2 separate regions of the Mus musculus genome follow, and region 2 is linked to region 1. Evidence: chromatin loops called from intact Hi-C (ENCODE). Cell type or tissue: heart. All regions are shown on one strand. Each heading gives the region's core, and the rest is flanking DNA. Links, peaks and the distances in the headings are about the cores only.

Region 1 (5,376 bases), core at 130-5,129:
AGCGGCTAAGAGCACCGACTGCTCTTCCAGAGGTTCTGAGTTCAATTTCCAGCAACCACAGGGTGGCTCACATCTATCTGTAATGGGATCCAATGCCCTCTTCTGATGTGTCTGAAGACAGCTACAGTGTACTCATATATATATACACATATGCACACACACACAAATAATAAATCTGACAAAAATATTTAAACACAGCGAAAGGAAATCAGGACCTAGACAAAATTATAGACTAACTATAGACAAAACTATAGATCTTTAAGCTCTCACATGCTCCGAGTACCTGTCTGTCTATAATTCATCTTCCTCAAATCAGCTGTGAAGACTGTGGCAGAGCGAGTGTTGCCTTGGGTAGGCTGCTGTTCTGATCACTATCAACACAAAGGACCGTGCTCTGCTGGGAAGGCTCTGCAAGACTGTTTGAGAATGATCAGTGAGTGACCACCTCCTAACAATTCACCACATTCTCAATGGGACTCTCTGCTCTCCAGACCGTCTCCTCTGCATGTGGAGGCGCCACAGGTACTGTCTCTCATTTTGGAAAATGAATCAGTAAGTGAGCTTGCTACTTACTTTTTACTTATCATCATACATATTTTCAACATCCAAGTTCTTCTCAATAAATAAAAGGAATGTCAGCAGCATTTAAATAACATTATCACAGAATTCACAATTGTGAGTTTTCAAGCACTGATTTCAAACAACTTGGAAAACTGAGTGCAACCAAATTCAAGGCCCATTTTGCTCTTGCTACATTATCAAGAAGAGGACACGATCACTAGATAACCCTTCACAAATGTCAATAGTGCACCACTGGTGGTGCTGTACAGCATAACCATTCAAAGCATTCCCATGACCTCAGTATACGGAGGAAAAAAATGTCCCTCAGGATATAAAGCAAGTGATATAGGTTTTAGAATAACAGTTCATATTTGCTATGTGTGCATAACAACCTTATTTTAGATCCCCAAGATACCTAAAACTGGGCCACGAAATAGTGCTATGTAGTAATCCCAGACCCGAGACAGACAGATACAGACAGGCAGGCAGGCACACAAACACACACACACACACACACACACACACACACACACACACACACACACACACACACAGAGAGAGAGAGAGAGAGACAGAGAGAGAGAGAGAGACAGAGAGAGAGAGAGAGACAGAGAGAGAGGTGTTATAAAATATAAAGGAAACTTATGAACATACTTGGAACCAGGGGAAGAGGTGCTGGGGCCTAAGCCCAGGATGGGACCACTGAGCTATATGCCCAGCCCTTACTTATCACTGCAGAGCAGTACCAACTCTCTGAGCACATCTTTCTTTTGTGTCATGTAGGTACTGAGACTACTAAGTCACTGGAGAATTCTGATGTGTGTTTCTTTCTCACATAAAAGCAATGGAACTGGCCCTGCCACACAAACACACACGCACGCCCGCATGATTGTATGTGCAGCAGAAGCGTTTACACACGCACACCCACAGGACTGTATGTGCAGCAGGAGCATACCTTCTGCCCTTCTCACAGAGCTTCTCGATTTCAGCTTTCAGGTCCTGCTCCTTCTGCAAGAACTCCTTCTTTTCTTTCTCTATCTTCTTCTTGGTTTCTTCTCGCTTTATGGTCACATCCTGAATGGCCTTTAGTATCTCCTAAATCCCATGTAATTAGTCACACAAATAAAGAAAGAAAGGTTAGCTTTTAGTGTTTTGGGGTTTTTGTTTCAATCTCAGTGTTTGTTTATGTGTGTGTATATATATATGTGTGTGTGTTGCTATGGTTCGGAACAAGAGCCTAGCACATGCTAAGCAACACCCTATAACTGAGCTACATACCCAGCCAGCCTGATAGGTTTTTTGATTTGGTTTGGTTTTGAGATAGTGTCTTACATAACCTAGGCTGGGCTTAAATTCAATATGTAGACAAAGCTGGTCTTGAACCCTGATCCCTTGCATCTAGTTCCACTGACTTGGATTATAGATATGTGCAAGCATATTATTACTGTGTATTGTGTGTAAAGATTCTCCTTTATTACTCAAATACTGATTTCTCTTCCCCCATATCTGGTTGCAATCTGGACATGGCACTGTAATACTATTTCTTTTTTTTTTTTTTTTTCTTTTTGGTTTTTTGAGACAGGGTTTCCCTATATAGCCCTGGCTGTCCTGGAACTCACTTTGTAGACCAGGGTGGCCTCGAACTCAGAAATCCGCCTGCCTCTGCCTCCCGAGTGCTGGGATTAAAGGCATGTGCCACCACGTCCAGCTTTTGTAATGCTATTTCTAATAATCTGTCTCAATGTTATGTAAACATCACTCCTCATTTATTCTCTGATTTGTCAATAAAAGCTTGTCAGCCAATGGCTGAGCATAGCAGAGACTCGGGCTGGACTTCCCATCCCAGTCAGGGGAGGGGGAGAGATAGGAAAGAGGATGGGGCCATGAGGAAAGGGTTCAGGAGCCAGCAGGAGAACACACCCAGAACAGAGAGAGCCAGATCAACACTAAATCCCAAGTAGCTCAGGGGTTTGGGTTGGGAAGCAGCCAGATTAATTTAGAAGATTAAAGTAGATTAATACTGCTCGGCTATTGTGCCATAGAGCCTGACTGAATAAATTTTATAGTCTCTGTCTCATTATTTTGGAGCTAGTTGGGATAAAAAAAAAAATCACTTTTAAAACTGTCCTAACAGATATTCACTTCCATGCTCAGTGTTTCTGGAACTTTGAACATGATTTTACTATGTATCCTATGTAGCCTTGTGATCCCTATGCGGCATGGCAGGCTGGCCTCAAACTTGCTGCAAGCATCCTCTCTCAGCATCCTAGCAGCAGATGTTGAGCCAGTACTCTCAGCCTGATAGTTTATTTCAATGATTATACATCCATATGCTGACTTAGTGGAATCAAACAGAATTAAAAGAATCAATTTCAGGGCTGGAGAGATGGCTCAGTGTTTAAGAGCACTGACTGATCTACCAGAGGTCCTGAGTTCAATTCCTAGCAACTACATGGTAGCTCACGATCATCTGTAATGGGATCAGATGCCCTCTTCTGTTATGCCTGAAGACAGCTACAGTGTACTCATATAAATAAATAAATAAATAAATAAACAAATCTATCTAAAAAAAAAAAAAGAGTCAAAAGAGTCAATTTCATAAACTACTGATGTAAAAGTCAAACCTCTGCAAGAAAGTTACATGAACATAGACTTTAACACCACAGGACAGGTCTAAGAATCTTTGAAAAAAAAAAATGGGGCTAGAGAGATGGCTCAGCATTTAAGAGCACTGGCTATCCTTCCAGAGGACCCAGGTTCAATACCCAACACCCACACCCACACAGTGGCTCACAACTGTCTGTAACTCCAGTTCCAAGGGATCTGACGCCCTCTTCTGGCCTCCAGGACACTTGACACAAGTGGTGCACAGACATAAAGGTGAGACACCCATATACAGAAAATAACTTTTAAAAGCCACGACGTGAGACCGGGGAGAGCTCAGTCAGTGAAGTACTTGCCATATATAAACATAATGATGAGTGTGATTCCTAGAACCCCCATAAACTAACTGGGTGCGGTGGCACACCCTTGTACTCTGGGATCTAGAAAGGCAAAACACCACGGGATCCCTGGAGCTTGCTGGATAGCCAGCCTAGCTCTAGGTCCAAATGAGAGCTCCTGTCTCAAATCACAAGTGGGCAGTGCCTAAGGATGACACCTCAAGGTTGACTGCTGACCTCCACACACACGCACACATATCTGCATGCATACTTGTGTGTATACACACGAACACACACACACAATAGAACTGAAAAATGGAATGTGCTGGCTTATGTAGCACTATGTTCCCTATTACCGATGCTCCAATAAAGACTGAACAAACACCTGTCAAGGATACTGAGAAAGGGATTTTTGCTTCAGGCTAGAGTTTGCTACACCCAACAAGTATGCTCTTGTTTTATTATAGTTCTGTTTTTATTGTAAGTAGAATTTTTTTTGTTTGTTTGCTGTGCTGGATAGTTTTATGTCAACTTGACACAAGCTAAAGTCATCTGAGAGGAAGCAACGCCAATTAAGACATTGCATCCATAATATCAGATTATAGGCTGGCCTGTAAAACATTTTCCTAATTAGTGATTAGTGGGGAAAGGCCTGGCCCATTGTGAATGGTGCCATCCATCCCTGGGCTGGTGGTCCTGGGTGCTACAAGTAAGCAGACTAGCCAGGCAGTGGTGGCACAGCCTGATCCCAGCACTTGGGAGGCAGAGGCAGGCGGATTTCTGAGTTCGAGGCCAGCCTGGTCTACAAAGTGAGTTCCAGGACAGCCAGGGGTACACAGAGAAACCCTGTCTCGAAAAACCAAAAAAAAAAAAAAAAGAAAGAAAGAAAGAAAGCAGACTAATCTCCTAGGTACATGCCTTTAATCCCAACACTCAGGAGGCAAAGGCAGGAGGATCTCTGTGTGCTCAAAGCCAGCCTGATCTACAGAATATGTTTCAGGACAGCCAGTGCTATATAGAGAGGCCCTGTCTCCAAAGAAACAAAAGAAGTAAGAGAGAAAGAGCAGGCTGAGCAGTTCCTGCCTCCCAGGCTCCTACCCTGTGTGAGTTCCTGTTCTGACTTCCTCCCAAGATGAACAGTAATATGAAAGTGTAAGCTGAATAAACCCCTTTCCTCCCCAACTTGCTTTTGGCCATGATGTTTCATCACAGCAATAGTAACTCTTAAGACACTTGCTGTCTTACTATATAACAACAGGAATAAATACATATATGAGGCTGTATAATACCAAGTTCATCATCTGTGATACATATATATGAGCACATTCCTAAGACTGTACAATACAAAGTTTATCACTGTGACAATTATCCCTTTTCTCTGGGCATAAAGGTAATCTCTGTGTGAAGGGATTTGGATTATGTTTGCACAGTTTGTTCATTGTTGTCTGGGTGGTGCTAGAGGTCCATACACAAAGCACACATACTACTTCTTTTTTTTCTTTTTTTCTGAGGCAGGGTTTCTCTGTGTAGCCCTGGCTGTCCTGGAACTCACTCTGTAGACCAGGCTGGCCTTGAACTCAGAAATCTGCCTGCCTCTGCCTCCAGAGTGCTGGGATTAAAGGCGTGCGCCACCACTGTCCGGTGACTAAAACTTTTGTGAAGCTACTTTTCCAACATAATCTACAGGTGGCTGAGGCAGCCTGTAACCCAGACTGGCCTCATCCTCACTATGTATCTGAAGATAACCTGGAACTCGTGACCCTCCTGCCTCTGCATCAGAGCACTGCATTTTAGAAAGGTGCCCCTTACGATTTTAAGCAACTGTGCAATAAACATTGTCACTGTCCACACATTCAGACATCAGCTTGCATCT
Region 2 (5,376 bases), core at 213-5,212, 52 kb before region 1:
TCACCATTTTGTTTACGGGACGAGCCAGGCACTGCACAAGAAGAAGCGTCTGTCTCTGGAACAGGGAGGAGCAGAGAGCCCCTCAGCTTCTTTATTTAAGATGTTTCCTTCTAGTTTACCTTTTTTTTTCCTAATCAGAATGACTGCTGTATTTTATCGAGGGCTTTCCACCTCTGATAAATGATATGATGACACAGTCACACAGTTTTAAGCTATCAGGGCCCCAAAGCTCTTCATCTCAATGAGTATGCTGGAATGTCTCCCAGTGATATACCAATTTGAGAGCAACTGATCCTCACTCTGACTGATGGGAAGTAATCAGATGGGTCATGAGGATTCGTGACAGGAAACCATCAAAGACACAAACGGGCCGGGGGGTGGTGGCACACGCCTTTAATCCCAGCACTTGGGAGGTAGAGGCAGGCGGATTTCTGAGTTCGAGGCCAGCCTGGTCTACAGAGTGAGTTCCAGGACAGCCAGGGCTATACAGAGAAACCCTGTCTCCAAAACAAACAAACAAAAGAAAGACAAAGGGATTCAGGCATAGAAGAGGTGGCCACCTCATAGCTGGGGCAGGTTAAATGCTCTGAACAGAAGAGGCGGCAGGTCTCCCTGTCGGATCCCAGTGACTGGTTTGTTGACTGGAATACTCTCGTCCCTTTCACCTTGCTCCTCCAGCCTCTGCTCCTGAAAACACTTCCAATTTTAAGGTCACCTCTTCTAGATTGCCCATTTTTTGTTTCTTTTTTGAGGCAGAGTTTCTCTATGCAGTCCTGGCTGTCCTAGAACTACCTATGTAGAACAAACTGCCCTTGAATTTACAGAAATTCTCCTGCTGAGATTAAAGGCAGGTGCCTCAACATCCGGGGTATACCCCCAAATTTTGTTTTATTTTATTTTATTTATTGATTTTTATTTTATTCTTTTTTTTCTTTTTTTTTTTTTTTTTTTTTTTTTTTTTGGTTTTCGAGACAGGGCTTCTCTGTGTAGCCCTGGCTGTCCTGGAACTCACTCTGTAGACCAGGCTGGCCTGGAACTCAGAAATCCGCCTGCCTCTACCTCCTAAGTGCTGGGATTAAAGGCGTGCGCCACCACGCCCAGCTCTATTTATTGGTTTTTTGAGGCAGGTTTCCAGCTTACCCCAAAATTCTTAACATCACACTGTGGCAAGAATCACAGTTCTCCCCGGTTAATCTCTTTTTGGGATCTGTGCTTCTTTTTCTACTCCTGTGCAGGGGTAAAGTGGCTGGCATGCATGACAGGGTGCGCACGGGGGTGTGGGGGGGTGTTAACCAATGCTGATTCAGGAAAGTGAGGCAGGAGAATTGCATCAAAGTTGAAGCTAGCCTAGACTACACTGTATGTTTGCAGGACCCTGTACCCTAAATAAATAAATAAATAAATAAATAAATAAATAAATAAATAATGAAAGAAGGACTAGCAGATGAGAAGTGTATGATATTGGTTCCTTCTTGCTCTGCTAGAGCTAAGGAAATGCTTTCCCGCTAGGGTCTTGCAGAGTGAACTCCATCTCGGCAGAGGGCATCCCAGACCCCTTTCAGCTCCGGAAGCTGGGCTGTCTGCCATGGGAAGACTACACTTCCCAGAGATCCCAGGGAAAAGCAAAAACCCTTTGGCTTTGACAGCCACCGCCACAAGCCTTTCCGCCTCCCCAGCCTGCCTAGGTGCTGGGAGCTGGGAGCTGGATTATGGTGGCCTGAGCAGCCGACGCAGCCGTAGGAGCCCGGAGTCCCTGTCGGTCCCCAAGCTGCAAAGCCCGCCTGGAAGACCCCGAAAGCTACGGGCTCGGATAGCCATGCCCGCCCCTCCCAGCCCCACAAGGGGCCCGATCCCCCCGCTGGCGGCCGGCGTCCAGATGTAGCTGGGTCCCCTGGATCGCCATCGTCGTCTCCTCTCGTGCGCTACGGATTTCTCCTGCCCACTCTCCGCCGCCTGGACCGGGAACTGAGCGAGGGGCCTGCAGACTCTGCAGTCCTGATGCCGCCGAGGCCGCTCTCCTGAGAGAAGCCACCACCACCCAGACTTAGGGGCAGGCAAGAGGGACAGTCACCAACCGGACCACAAGGCCCGGGCTCACTATGGCCCCAGCGCTGCACTGGCTCCTGCTATGGGTGGGCTCGGGAATGCTGCCTGCCCAGGGAACCCATCTCGGCATCCGGCTGCCCCTTCGCAGCGGCCTGGCAGGGCCACCCCTGGGCCTGAGGCTGCCCCGGGAGACCGACGAGGAATCGGAGGAGCCTGGCCGGAGAGGCAGCTTTGTGGAGATGGTGGACAACCTGAGGGGAAAGTCCGGCCAGGGCTACTATGTGGAGATGACCGTAGGCAGCCCCCCACAGACGGTAAGGTGGTCAGATCTAGCAACCCTCCTTCATGCATGGTAGAGGGGTGATAGGGTAGAGATGAAGCAGCCTGCCCTGATAAAATGGTTTGTTTAGTGGGTGCAGAATGACCGCCCGCTCCTATTCCTCCAGGATCCGGTTGGGAGTAGCCTTTCCATTTCCCGCCCCCTCTCACTGGCATCCAAGCCCCAGGACTGACTACTCACCTCTCACTCCCACTGCCCCATCCCCCCACGCCCAAGAAAGCACTTCAGTGGTGGCTGACCCTGGGGAAGGGCCAGGCACGGGGACACTGTAACAGGTGTCAGTGGCCGGAGTCTCTCATATTCCATCTCCACACTCTCCCCTACTCTAGTGTTGCGGGGGGGGGGGGGGTATCTAAGATCCCCACCTTCATCTTCTTGAGAACCCAAAATCCTGGCACCAGTTGGATCAATCAGCCCCTTACTCTAAGTCTGGGCTGCCATAAGCCAACAAAGTGAGAGTCTTAGTAACATCCATGTAGCCTCCAAGTCCCAATAGACTCTGGCTTCCCCTAGTCCCTTCCTCCTTTATCCCAACCCCCACTCTCTACACTCTAGCTCCTCCCCCACCCATGCCTCAGAACATGGCCAGAAGAGAGCTGTACTGAGTCTGAGAAAGATAAGCCTAGGGGAGCCAGAAACCCCTTGCAAGGGTTCTGAGACGGATGGGCACACAGCCATGGGAAGGGACTTCTCCCTGTCTTTTCCCGTCTTTTCCAACAGTTTCCAAGGTACCTGGGGTGGCTGGTGGAGGTTGTGTCCTCTACCTGTGCTGACTGGGAGTGTGGGCTTGAGTCAGCTATGGCCCATGTGGGGTTGCTGGCTGACCTCTCTGAGTGCATCTGCCACCTCCGTGGGCGAGTCTGGGTACTGGTTGGTGGCAGTGTGATTCTGCGTGTGCTTCTGTGTGTCACCTTGAGTCTGATCCTGTGTATCTCTGTGAGCTACCCTCAGTGGCTCCGGACCGTGTCCACAAAGCTTGTCCACGGAGGGTGTGGAAAGATGGGAGTGTGTGCGCTGGGGTCAGGGAGGAGACAGTCACACTTCCTTTCACTCAGGCAGTTGGATATGGGAGAACCACAGACCCCTGCTTTCTTGTTACTTGCTGGGTCTATACCACTCAAGCTTGCTTTGGGAGCTCTGAAGTCCTGGTCTCCCCCACTCACCCCTCCTCTTTGCTGTACACCATAACTTCCCAGAAGTCGTATGGAATCCGGGGGTCGGAGCCAAGTCAGAGCTAGAGTTCAGTCTGAGCCAAGAGAAGGTAAGATGTCAGGGAAGGGGACATGTGGAGACGTGGGACTCTAGTGACGTGCTGTGCAACTGCACAGATCTGTGATAAAGCCACAAGGACTTTAGGGTCAGACAGGCTAGAATCTGGGGGTCTGCCTAGCACCCTAGCCTTCCCTTTTCCCAGCAGTGTGACCTTAAGCAACTTATATAACTCTTGTTGGCTATTGCCTTCTCTTCAAAACATGGGAAATGGGGCCTCCTTTGCAAGACAATTGTGAGGATTAAATGAAACCACGTAGGGGACCATGCCTAGAAGAAATCCCTGGGTTAATTGACCTCCAATAAATATTACCTCCTTCTCCTTAACTGGCCTGGCCACTTCTGCCTCTTCTGTGCTATGCAATGAAGCATAAAATCTGGACCGTGTTGAGTATATTTAGTACATACTTCCCTGGTCCCCTGAGATGCAATGTAGGTGCTCCAGCCCAGCCCTTGGCAGAGAGTAGCTGTTGAGGGCTAGTCAGTGCCCTCCCCTCCCAGCTAGAAGTCAGAGCAGGGGGCTGGAGGTCACACACTAGCCCTGGGAACCCTGAGTAGAGGCACTCTGTGGTTGCACGTGCCTCTGATCCCGACCCTGTTCCAGCCAGCCTCGGCTCTGTGGCTATTTTGTTCCTTCCCTCAGCAGCCTGTGAGAAGGATGAGCCTTCTTCTTACCCAACGGGGCTATCAGAAGCAGTGAAATGGGATGGAGGGTGGCAGAGTTCTATGAACACAAACCTCTGGAATTTGGAGGGTTACTGCCCATGCTTGGTGGTCTAATCTACAAAACAATGGAAGACACACCTCTGCATGAAAGGCTTTAAAAAGGAAGTAAAATGTAAGTACTCCTTTGACAAAAGTGATGCTCTGTAGATTCTTATCTTTAGAACCCGCTAAACATGTAAATTCTCATGATCCCACCCCAGAGTCTGGGAGTCTGCAGGTCTTAAGGCTGAGAAGCACCGATCTATGAGGAGAAATAATGATGCCAAAGGTAGAGTTGGCTCAAGGGACTTGATGGAGTATGTGTTCATTGAGTGAGGTCCTGGAGGGTGGAAAGGAATGGGGCCATCCTAGCCAGGACCTGGCGCTTCTCCCAACACACCGTAATTGCTTCTCACTTGCTCCCCACTCTGGCCCAGAGACTATGAGAAACGAGAGACGAATGAGTTGTGTGTTTGAGCTTATGTGTGTTTGTTCAGGAGACAAGTGAAAGCCAGGCCAGTTGATACTGCAGGGTTATGCTGAGACCAGATCAATTTAGGTAAATAAAACGGAGCCCAACTGTCAAAAAGCCTTAAATGTCAGGCTATATGGTTTGGACTTCGGCTCTGAGGGGGGAAATTGAGATCATTTGTACTGGAGAATGATATGAAGCAAGCAAGCAGACGTCTGAATCTTAGGGAGAGTGGAATATAGAGCTACGGGAGACGCGAAGCTCACTTTCTGTGGAGAAGGCGTGAGGTTGCGGTAAGAGGGAGAGAGAAAGGAGGCCAGGATGCAAGGAATGTCACAAAACAGGCGAGCAGGCTGGGGACATCGTGTGGAGGGTGGAGAAGAAGGAAGGCATCAGAGGTAACTTGGTGATTCTGACATGGCGTAAGTTGAAATGGACCATTGGTGGACCAGGATACAGGGCAGGAGGGCATGGTTGGTATACACACTTGTTTTATTTTAATTCAGTGTGCATATCTTTGTTTGTTCTGGTTTGTTTGTTTTGC

The links. Peaks named below come from ENCODE experiments on the same cell type or tissue, not always from the same donor. Only the 100,000 strongest peaks of a DNase experiment are listed, where the experiment ranks them.
Region 2: a loop joins it to region 1, with 2.1 times the contacts of the local background. A loop is called at or near these places in 4 of 42 quality-filtered maps.

Annotation. Positions count from the first base shown.
Region 1 is chr9:45,889,288-45,894,663 of GRCm38, forward strand. Rnf214 (ring finger protein 214) reads right to left here. Exons shown (of 14, transcript NM_178709.5): 6 at 1,517-1,656. Among named protein-coding and RNA genes, the nearest start is that of Pcsk7, 15 kb to the right of the region's middle. In heart, for the core only: no CTCF peak of the experiment used is centred there; no DNase peak of the experiment used is centred there.
Region 2 is chr9:45,836,929-45,842,304 of GRCm38, forward strand. It overlaps Bace1 (beta-site APP cleaving enzyme 1), which reads left to right and starts at 1,617. Exons shown (of 9, transcript NM_011792.6): 1 at 1,617-2,360. The coding sequence starts at 2,100. It also overlaps the pseudogene Gm7286. In heart, for the core only: a CTCF peak has its summit at 1,525; DNase peaks (open chromatin) are centred at 1,633, 2,173 and 2,323; H3K4me3 peaks cover 2,495 bases; H3K27ac peaks cover 1,690 bases.